2 separate regions of the Homo sapiens genome follow, and region 2 is linked to region 1. A link is an interaction called in ENCODE POLR2A ChIA-PET data of the cell type or tissue named here. Cell type or tissue: MCF 10A. All regions are shown on one strand. Links, peaks and the distances in the headings refer to the core of each region. The heading gives the core; the rest is flanking DNA. Region 1 overlaps LINC01882 (long intergenic non-protein coding RNA 1882). Region 2 has its middle 14 kb from the start of SEH1L.

Region 1 (5,382 bases), core at 304-5,303:
TCCCAGCTACTCAGGAGGCTGAGGCAGGAGAATCGCTTGAACCTGGGAGGTGGAGGTTGCAGTGAGCCAAGATCGTGCCTTTGCACTCCAGCCTGGGCAACAAAAGCAAAACTCCGTGTCAGAAAAAAAGGGTCATTTTGTTTGTTTCAGTATAGTTTTAATCTGTTTAGAATTTTAAATTGAATTGCTGCCAGATAAATTAAGCTTCGTCCTCACCTCTTATTTCCTTTTACCTGATTTACCTTTTCTCAAAGGAAAGAGACAATTATATTTCTGCCAGCAGTAATGATTTTTTTCCCTACGAATATACAATATCCTTTAAAAACCATGTCATCTCAAGGTCAAAGAAAACAAAAACCAATGAAAAGGTGGAAGAGGGAATATAAGATGTAAAAATCTTATTTAGGTTAGAAACTACTCAGTAGAGTTAACTTTATAATCTGATATACCGTTCTGCATTGTGGAAATAACATACAAAATGCTTAGACTTTCATAAAGAAAAAAGAAATAGAACTTATGCATCAAAAGAGAAGATAGTCAAACAGTTCCCTCTACTGGAAGGTTTAATAGGAAGCTGGACATGCCATATTCTTTCATACTGTGATTCACAGAAAAGTCAGAGAGCGTTCAGCAAACTGGAAATGGGTCACTCAGGAGGAGGGGCATAGGGTAGGAAGGACCAGCTAGGAAGCAGTTTATAGTGGGACTGTATTCATCACTTATATAATTAAATAATTTTCAAAAGCAACATACACAATTCTATGTAATTTTTTTAAAATGCATATATATGCATTTATATATGTATTTTCAAAAGTTTGGGTAGTATCACACCAGAAGGTTAACAATTTTTAACTCTGGCTATAAGGATTATGGGTGATATTTGTATTATTTTTATATATTCTTTTGAACTATATTTTCTGAATATCTTATAATAAGCATGCATGCATCTCTCTTGCTCTCTTTCTTTTTTTGAGCCAGAGTCTTGCTATAACGTTGAACTCCTGGGCTCAAGTGATCCTCCCATCTCAGCCTCCCAAGTAGCTAAGGATTACAGGCATGCACAACCATGTCCAGCTAATTTTTAATTTCATTTTACTTTTTGTAGAGATAGGTCTCACCGTGTTGCCCAGGCTGGTCTAGGACTTCTGGTCTCAAGCGATCCTCCCACCTTGGTCTTCCAAAGTACTGGATTACAGGTGTGAGCCACCACACCAGCCTCAGGCTTATAATTAGAAATTGATTCTATTTATCAAGAAAAAGTGTTTAAAGTCTGGTAAAAAATTAGAACATAAAAGTATTTTCTTTCAATGAAAAGAATCTCATTTCAATTATTATTTTTAACATACTCATTATCTGCTTTTAACAGTTATTTAGTTAAGAGTTTATTCCCTAAGAAACAAATATTGCAGGGCGGGCACAGTGGCTCCACCTGTAATCCCAGCAATTTGGGAGGCCGAGGCAGGCAGATCACTTGAGGTCAGGAGTTTGAGACCAGCCTGGCCAACATGGCAAAACCCCGTCTCTACTAAAAATACCAAAATTAGCTGGGAGTGGTGGAGGGCACCTGTAATCCCAGCTACTTACTTGGGAGGCTGAGTGACGAGAATCACTTAAACACAGGGGACGGAGGTTGCAGTGACCCGAGATCACGCCACTGCACTCCAACTTGGGCAACAGAGTGAAACTGTGTCTCAAAAAAAAAGAAAAGAAAAGAAAAGAAAAGAAACATATATTGCAAAGATGAAAATTTGGTTACTCAAAATCTGCCAAACTAATTACTGAGATAACTAATGAAATCATATGTAGGAAGTTCCCAATTTCTCTGTGGATTGCGTGTTTCTATTATGTGGTTATTTAGAACTTGAAACATCATGCCATAGGCATAATGCTTTAAATGTGCTTCTTAAGTTGTGCTTCTCAAAAGTCTATCTTATCCAAAATTTAGCTAAACTAGTGTGTTATTACAATAAAAGTAGTAAACAATATTTGCAATGAATAATAGTGAATAATATCTCCTTAATAGTGGCATAACCCAAACTCATTTGGAGCCCCTTGACCTGTGCTGAAATGAAGTTCCTCAAACCCCATTTCTACAGTGTGGGGAAGTCCAAGCTGCTAGATTTCTGTGAATTCCTAGGCACATATTCTCTTATGGACTCAATATCAAAAGAATGTGCTCACATTAATGCATTAATGAGTAATGTAGGTTTGACTCAAGCTTCTTTAGGGGAAAGGAAGCAGGGCTTGTATTACTCAACTCAAAGATCTATTGTAGCTGGGCACGGTGGCTCACGCCTGAAATCCCAACCCTTTGGGAGGCCGAGGCAGGCAGATCATTTGAGGTCAGGAGTTCAAGACCAGCCTGGCCAACATGGTGAAACCCGTCTCTACTAAAAATACAAAAATTAGCTGGTGTGATGGTAGACGCCTATAATCCCAGCTACGCGGGAGGCTGAGGCAGGAGAATTGCTTGAACCTGGGAGGCGGAGGCTGCAGTGAGCCAAGATTGTGCCACTGCACTACAGCCTGGGCAACAGAGCAAGACTGTCTGAAAATAATAATAATAATAATAAAAAGGTCCATTGTAGATTTTAAACTTTTGTGCACCAAAGGATACTATCAAGAAAATAAAAAGACAAGCCACAGAGTGGGAGAAATACTTGAAAATTATGTATCTGATAAGATTCTATTATCCAGAAGGTAAAAAGAATTCTTACAACTTAAAAGTAAAAAGATAAGTAACCCAATTAAAAAATGGGCATAGGGCAGGGCGCGGTGGCTCACGCCTGTAATCCCAGCACTTTTGGAGGCCGAAGGGGGGCGGATCACGAGATCAGGAGATCAAGACCATCCTGGCTAACACGGTGAAACCCCGTCTCTACTAAAAACACAAAAAATATAGCCGGGCGTGGCGGGCGCCTGTAGTCCCAGCTACTCGGGAGGCTGAAGCAAGAGAATGGCATGAACCTGGGAGGCAGAGCTTGCAGTGAGCCGAGATCACGCCACTGCACTCCAGCCTGGGTGACAGAGAGAGACTCTGTCTCAAAAAAAAAAAAAACAAACATAGCATCTGAATAGACATTTCTCCAAAGAAGATATACAAATGGCTAACAAGCACATGAAAAGATGCTCAACATTCTTAGTCTTTAGAAAGATGTAAATCAAAATTACAAAGAGATAAAGAGACGCCACTTCTCACCACAAAGAGATGCCACATCCCAGCAGGATGGCATGGCAAGGTATGGGGAAATTAGAGCCCTCAGGCATCGCTGGCGATAAGGTCAAATGGTGCCGCCACTGTAGAAAAATAGTTTGGCAGGTTTTCAAAAAGTGAAGCATAGGGTTATCATGTGGTCCATCAATTCCACTCCTAGGAGTGTAGCTGTGATGATTAATTTTGTGTCAACATACGTGGGCCCCAAGGGGCCCAGATGTTTGGTTAAACATGTTTCTGGCTGTCTTTGTGGGTGTTTCTGGATGAGACTCATGTTTGAATCAGTACACAGAGCAAAACGGGTTGCCTTCTCCAAAGCCAGCGGGCCTCATTCAACCCATTGAAGGCCTGCAAAGAACAAAAAAGGTGATGGCGAACCCGTGTAGTCCCAGTTACTCAGGAAGCTGAGGCAGGAGGGTCGCTTGAGCCCAGGAGTTCGAGGCTGCAGCGAGCTGTGATGGCCCCAGCCTGAGTGACACAGTGAGACCTTGTCTCAAACAAACAAACAAAAAACAAAACAAAAAAGAAAAATAAGAATCAGACTCAGACTGGAACTTACAGCACTGGCTCTCCTGGTTTTCAGCCCATGGACTTGGACTAGAACTTACAGCACTGGCTCTCCTGAGTCTCTAGTTTGCTGATTGAAGATCTTGGACTTCTCAGCCTCCATAATCACACAAGCCAATTCCTGATAGTAAATCATGTGTGTGTATACTGTATATATGTGTATACACATGCACCTATATGTATGTGTGTGTATATACTCTGTGTGTGTGTGTGTGTGTGTGTCCTGTAAGTCCTGTTTTTGTTCTCTGGAGAGCCCAGCCTAATATAGCATCTAAGACAAATAAAAGCATATGGTCACATAAGAACATAGACAGAAATGTTCATAGCAGCCTTATTCATAATAGCTAAAAAGTAGAAACAACTCAAATGTCCATCAGCTGAAGAATGGATAAACAAATTATGCTATATCCATAAATGGAATATTCTTTGGCAGAAAAGAGGAATGAAGTGCTGACATGGGCTACGACATGGATGGAACTTGAAAATGCGCTCAGTGAAAGAAGCCAGCCACAAAAAGCCACATATTCCATCACTTCTTTTCTATGAATTGCTCAGAATAAGCAAATACATGGTGTCAGAGAGTAGATTTGTTGTTGGCAGGGGTTGGGGAGGGGAGAAGAGTTTTATAACAGCTTATAAAGTTTACAAGCTAGGCCAGGTGTGGTGGCTCACGCCTGTAATCCCAGCACTTTGGGAGGCCAAGCCCAGCAGATCACTTGAGGTCAGAAGTTTGAGACCAGGCTGGCCAACATGGTGAAACCCCGTCTCTACTAAAAATACAAAAATTAGCCAGGCGTGGTGGTGCATGCCTGTAATCCCAGCTACTCAGGAGGCTGAGGCAGGAGAATCACTTGAACCCAGGAGGTGGAGGTTGCAGTGAGCCGAGATCACGCCACTGCACTCCAGCCTGAGCAACAGAGCGAGACTCCATCTCAAAATAAATAAATAAATGAAGTTTACCAGGTTAATGAGTAAGGAGTTTTGGTTTTTTTTTTCTGAGATAAAAAATATAAAATTGATTGTGGTAATGGTTGCACAACTCTGAATATACTAAAACAAAACCACTGAGTTTTGTATTTACAAATGATAAATTTATGGTATGCAAATTGTAAAATTAAAAAGAAAAAGTGCACAGTTTAGATCTGAAATCATCCCTTTCTCTTTTTAGGAATGCAGGAAGATGGACACACGGCTGGGGAAGTACAATGAAAGGCCAAGTAGGCAGCCTGTTCTCCTCAGATCAGTCCCCCACGAACACTCATTCCCGAGGACTCATCCAATACTAATAAGAGAATGCTCTTGTTTTTGAAGAATTTTCTGAAAGCCATCCTGACAAATTAAGTAGAGTATGCTGAAGATAGTCAGACTTTGTTTTTAAGAATTGAATATTCTGGAAGAGGCTCTTCAGTCCAATCTTTAGTTCTCTCCACAGAGCAAACGAAGTGAAGTGCTGAAGGCCTGGAGCCCGAGCTGTTCCCACACGGACTCCAGGACAGTTAAGGCAGGGTTGCCTTAACTAAATCTCTGACAACTGTTTCTTCTGTCTTTCTCCTAAAAATGGAATGCAGGCCATCTATTCTAGGGAAATAAAGGATTCTAGT
Region 2 (5,382 bases), core at 86-5,085, 190 kb before region 1:
AAAAAAGTTTAAAAATTAGCTGGGCGTGGTGGCATGCAGCTGTACTCCCAGCTACTCAGGAAGCTGAGATGGGAGGGTCACTTGGGCCCGGAAGGCCAAGTCTGCAGTGAGCCTTGATCATGCCACTGTACTCCAGCTTGGGTGACAGAACAAGACCCTGTCTCAAAATAAATAAATATAAGTTAGCATCCAATATAGGGTGCTGCTTCGCCAATAGCCATGATACATAAGTCCAGGAATCAAGGGATGGAAATGGAGTTGGCACCATTCACTATTACCCCTATACTGACCCACTAGCAAAATGTTTTCTTCCTGTTCTGTAACCTAATGCTCTGCTGATCTAAAAGTCTTAGTTCCAAAGGGAAGAGTGCTTCCACCAGGAAACACAACAGTGATTCCACCAAACTCTCAGTTAACGTGCCACCCAGCCACTTGGGGCTCCTCATGCTTCTGAGTCAACAGGCTAAGAAGGGAGCTGCTGTGTTTTCTGGGGTGATTGGTCCTGGCTACCAAGGGAAAATTGGGCTGCTACTCCCCGACGGAGGTAAGTAAGAGTGCATCTGGAGTACAGGAGATCTCAATGTTACTCTGCACTGTGATTCAGATCAATGGAAAACTATAACAACCTAATTCAGGCCATACTACTAAATGGTCCAAACTCTTCAGGAAGGAAGGTTTGGGTCACCCCACCAGGTGACAAACCATGACCAGCTGAGGTGCTTGCTGAGGGCAAAGGGAATCTGGAATGGGTAGTGGAAGCAGATGGTTATAAATACCAGCTAAACCACATGGCCAGTTACAAAAATGGGGACTGTAATTGTTACGAGTATTTCTTCCTTATTTGGTTACAAATGTGTTGTGTGTGTGTGTGTTTAGAAAATATATTTGTCTTCTTCTCTCTCTTATTCCCTTATATTACATAAGACATATCTTAATATTTCAGTTACAGGATACCAAAGAGAAGAGTAAACATGACCCAAGAACCCTACGTCCTCTTCTGGGGAAGGTTTAGTGTGTCTCTGGTTTTACCCAAGATAGTTGAATCAGGTGAGGTGCAAGTATGATTTTGCTGTTATCTGGAGATTAAGTATAGTTTAAGGAGATATGTAGAGGTGCCACGTTGACAAACAGTTGACTGCAGTAGTTAATTTTATTTATTTATTTATTTATTTGAGACAGGGTCTTACTCTGTTGTCAGGCTGGAGTGCAGAGGTGTGATCTCGGCTCACTGCAACCTCAGCCTCCCAGGCTCAAGTGATTCTCCTGCCTCAGCCTCCTAAGTAGCTGAGACTAAAGTGCGCGCCACCACACCCAGCTAATTTTTGTATTTTTAGTAGAGACAGGGTTTCACCATGTTGGCCAGGATAGTCTTGATCTCTTGACCTCGTGATCCACCCACCTCGGCCTCCCAAAGTGCTGGGATTACAGGCGTGAGCCACCGCGCCCAGCCTGCAGTAGTTAATTTTATGTGTCACTGTGGTTAAGCTATGGTGCCCAGTTGTTTGCTCAAACACTAGGTCTAGAAGTTGCTGTGAAGATATTTTGTAGGTATGATTAATATCTACAATCCATTGACTTTAAGGAGATTACCCTCAATAATGAGAGTGAGCCTCACCCATTCAGTTGAAGGACTTGAGAGCAAAGACTCTCAAGAGAGCAGGGAAAAAGAAGGAATTCTGCCTCAAGTCTGTAACACAGAAATCCTACCAGACTTTTTCTGGTTTGCTGACCTGCCCTACAGATTATAGACCAGCCAGGCCCCACAATCACATGAGCCAATTCCCTTAAATAAATTCCTTTAAAATATATCCATAGATCTCCCATTAGTTCTCTGCGAAACCTTGACTGGTACAGTTAGTTTCACTTGTTTTGTGAAGTTTCACTTGTTTTGTGCTTCCTGTACATGAAATTACACAATCTATACTTTTCCTACCCAGCTCCTTTTGTTCTACATGACATTTGTGAGCTTCATTCCTACTTTCCTCAGGTTCATCCGTGAACTGTGTGTGAGCTGCGGGGTCAGACCCACCGTCTGCATGTGTAGCATTCCTGTGAGACAGGAGCCAGCAGGCGGCACTATGACATCGCATATGGAACTTGGAAACGTCCTGTAACTGCAAATTCCTAGGTGTCAGCCACAGCTGAATTTTTCAGTGGTCTGTCACAGGGCAGGCAGCTTATCGTCAAACTGGAAATAAAATCTTTACATTTCTAAATTTGATGTTAATTGAGTTGATAAAATTTGGCCGGGCGCGGTGGCTCATGCCTTTACCAGCAGTTTGGGAGGCTGAGGCAGGCAGATGACTTAAGGTCAGGAGTTCGCGACTAGCCTGGCCAACACGGCGAGACCCCGTCTCTACTAAAAATACAAAAATTAGCTGGGTGTGGTGGTGATCACCTGTAATCCCAGCTACTCGGGAGGCTGAGGCAGGAGAATTGCTTGAGCCCTGGAAGCGGTGGGTGCAGTGAGCCAAGATCACGCCACTGCACTCCAGCCTGGGCGACAGAGTGAGACTCTGTCTCAGAAATAATAATAATAATAAAATAAAATAAAATTGAAGTGCTCAGGACACGAGAGGCCTTCACAGAAGTAAGCTGTGGCAGGGGGAGAGGAGAGGGGCTGATGTGCCCTCAGCCCAGCACTAGGGAGTGTCAACGCCCTGGAGGGGTCTGGTACTTTACTTGCCAGCTAATGCGTTGCGCCGTCACAGACTAGTGGATATGGATACTGGCAGGAGCTGTGTTATGTATTTTTTTTTTTTATAGACAGGGTCTCACTCTGTTGCCCAGGCTGGAGTGCAGTGATGCAATCATCGCTCACTGCAGCCTCAAATTCCTGGGCTCAAGCGATCCTCCTGCCTCAGCACCCCCAAAGTTCTGGGACTACAGGCATGAACCACTGTGCCTAGCTAGAAGCCGTGTTATTATTTACAACAATCACTATAGCCATAGTACCCACATTTCCTTGCCCTAAGTCCTAGCATGTGGGGCCGGATGACACCTGCACAAGCAGTGGCTTGCAATTCATGACAATCTCTGAGCTTGGGGACCCTGAATGTTTGACAATGGGCAGTAAGCCTGCCTACCCATTTGCTCTGGAAAGAGCTGCTCTTTCTATCTTCCAAGCAACTGCCCTTTGTTGTAAGCAGTGTAAGCAAACTGCCCATTGCTTTGGAGAAAGACACTATTGTTTGTCTTCCAAGGCTGTTCATTTCACCAACATTGTTGAAAAGGTAACCCAGAACAAAGGGAAGGCAGACATGCAAAGACTGCAAGGCATGCAAAAATGTGAAACACCCAGGGAGACTCATCTGGCAACAGGAGTATAGAGGATGAGGAGGGTCCTCTTCCTCTGGGAGGTGTGGTGGGGAGAAAAATGTGCTGCTAGAATGGAGAAGGTGGCTGCAGAATGGCACCTCTAGGCTTTCTGAGGATTCACATCAGTCCTCTGCACCAGGAGGCTGCCATCTGCATAGTAACGGGCTGCCTGGGGCCCATGGCCTTGAGTGGCATTCCCCTCTGGAACTTTTGGGCAGTGGTGTTCTTCTTGTCTCCCCGTAGCAAGCACTGGAGAAAATGTCATGCAGACATCCTTTGCTCCTCACTCCTGTGCTCTGGAGGGGAGAGCCTATCTAAACCAAAAGAAGCCCCGAGTGCATGTTTTCCTTTCTGACTGAGGTCGAAGGCGAGAGAAGGCTCTTGCAGAGGCAGTAGCAGTGCTGAGAAGGGCAGAGCCAGGTGGCAGGAACCCAGGAGAGCCACCTTTCTACCTTAGGTCAACAGTCCTGCTGTTGAGGGAAACCCTTGCTATTCTAGCCTCTCTCTTAGTGTCCAAGCAGCAACAGTTGGGGCAGGGATGAAGGGCTCAATCTCTTTCCTGTGAAGGGGTCAGAGAGCATTTTGGATTGCCTTGCCAAGAAGAGTATATGTTGCAGGCCAGGGATGCCTGCAGTGGCTTGGAATAAGGGAAGGGAGGGTCTTCCTCGCTGACTTCCCTGGGATCTTTTCTTCCCACCATAATTTGTATTATGTATTGAAAGGACACAATTGGAGTAAAATTACAGAATTACAGACTTTCACTGGAGGAAAGGACCTCAGAGATGGCCTAGTCCAGTAGTTTCTTAGCTGAGATCCTGGGACTACTCAGGCCTTCACGGATGGGTTTCAGGGATCCAACCTTCTCCTAGTGCGATGCATTTGAGTTTCCAGAAGTTTGTCAGGTGACTGGGATCAAACCATTCCTAGGTGACGGGTAAGTAACAGAACAGATGGGTCTCTGGAGTTTGGGCAAGAAGAAGTCGTTGTAGCCAGGCAGAGTCAGACACGGCTGGGCATCAGGAAGCAGCCCTTGGGCCAGAGAAGTTCTCAGGCCGTTGTGCATCGTGGTGGCAATGGCAGCAACCTTGGGGTCCAGCAGCTTCAGCGTCCTCCACTATAACCTGCAGGAAGGAAACTTTATGATGCCTTATGTCAAGAATTTAGTATTTAAGCAACACAATAAAAAATGGCTAGGTGTTCCTATTTAGATGGACTTTGCTGGGGTGTGAGAGTCATTTTGTGAGTCCTGGGGGAGAACACTGCACAGACAAGACGGGACCCCAGGTGCCAGACTGGAGGCCCTGAACTTCATCCTGTAAGCAGAGGAGAGCAATTGGCAGTCCATAAGCAAGGAAACTGGCAACCACTGCAAGAACTGCAGGAATTGCCTCTGGAAGACACTGGAAGAATGAGAGAGTAGGGAAGGAAGCACAGGGTCTTCCCAAGCATTATTTGCCTGGTACACAGTAAGTTCTTATAAATATTTGGAGAGAGAAAGAGAAGAAGAGAGAATGCTTCACGATCAGTCCTACCAACATACTTGTAAGAATCAGCTGGGATCCACTTCAATCTTTCTGTAAAGGGAGAAATAGGAATGCATGCCGCCACCAGTACTCCTCACTGCTATTGTAACTAACGTTTGCATGTCCTCTTCCCCTTGTCACAAAGGGCAGTTACTGTTCCCAAGTTCTTATGTTGTAATGGGGCTTGTTGTCCTGGGACCTGGGAAAGAAAATAGTTTTCGGTTAATGCGACCACTACCCCAGGGCCCGTTTATTTGGGACAGCTGATGTGTAATGCTATAGTCTAGGGAGACATGGAAATTTTTTTGTAGGTCACTCTTAAGAAATAGTTTGAGATGGCGCTGGAAACTTCCTGAGCCCTTTGGGTTCCAATATTCTAGGTGGAGATTTAGTCCTCGCTCTGACATCTCAACCAAGTTCATTTTGAGCATCACAGTATGGTGGCTGAATAATGGCCCCTCAAGTATGTCCATGTCCCAATCCCCAGGACCTGTGAATAGGTTACTTTACATGGTAAAGGACCTCTGCAAATGTGAGCAAG

Evidence for each region. ChIA-PET counts read pairs that join two places held together with the same protein. Peaks named below come from ENCODE experiments on the same cell type or tissue, not always from the same donor. Only the 100,000 strongest peaks of a DNase experiment are listed, where the experiment ranks them.
Region 2: POLR2A ChIA-PET joins it to region 1 with 10 read pairs; 8 of 35 experiments call an interaction of 5 or more read pairs at or near these places.

Annotation. Positions count from the first base shown.
Region 1 is chr18:12,739,498-12,744,879 of GRCh38, reverse strand. It overlaps LINC01882 (long intergenic non-protein coding RNA 1882), which reads left to right. Exons shown (of 2, transcript NR_110763.1): 2 at 4,950-5,382. Among named protein-coding and RNA genes, the nearest start is that of LINC01882, 7.2 kb to the left of the region's middle. In MCF 10A, for the core only: a CTCF peak has its summit at 542 (motif pointing left); DNase peaks (open chromatin) are centred at 589, 2,239 and 3,299.
Region 2 is chr18:12,931,350-12,936,731 of GRCh38, reverse strand. No RefSeq gene overlaps it. Among named protein-coding and RNA genes, the nearest start is that of SEH1L, 14 kb to the left of the region's middle. RefSeq lists a silencer at 3,168-3,462. In MCF 10A, for the core only: a CTCF peak has its summit at 2,061 (motif pointing right); a DNase peak (open chromatin) is centred at 2,071.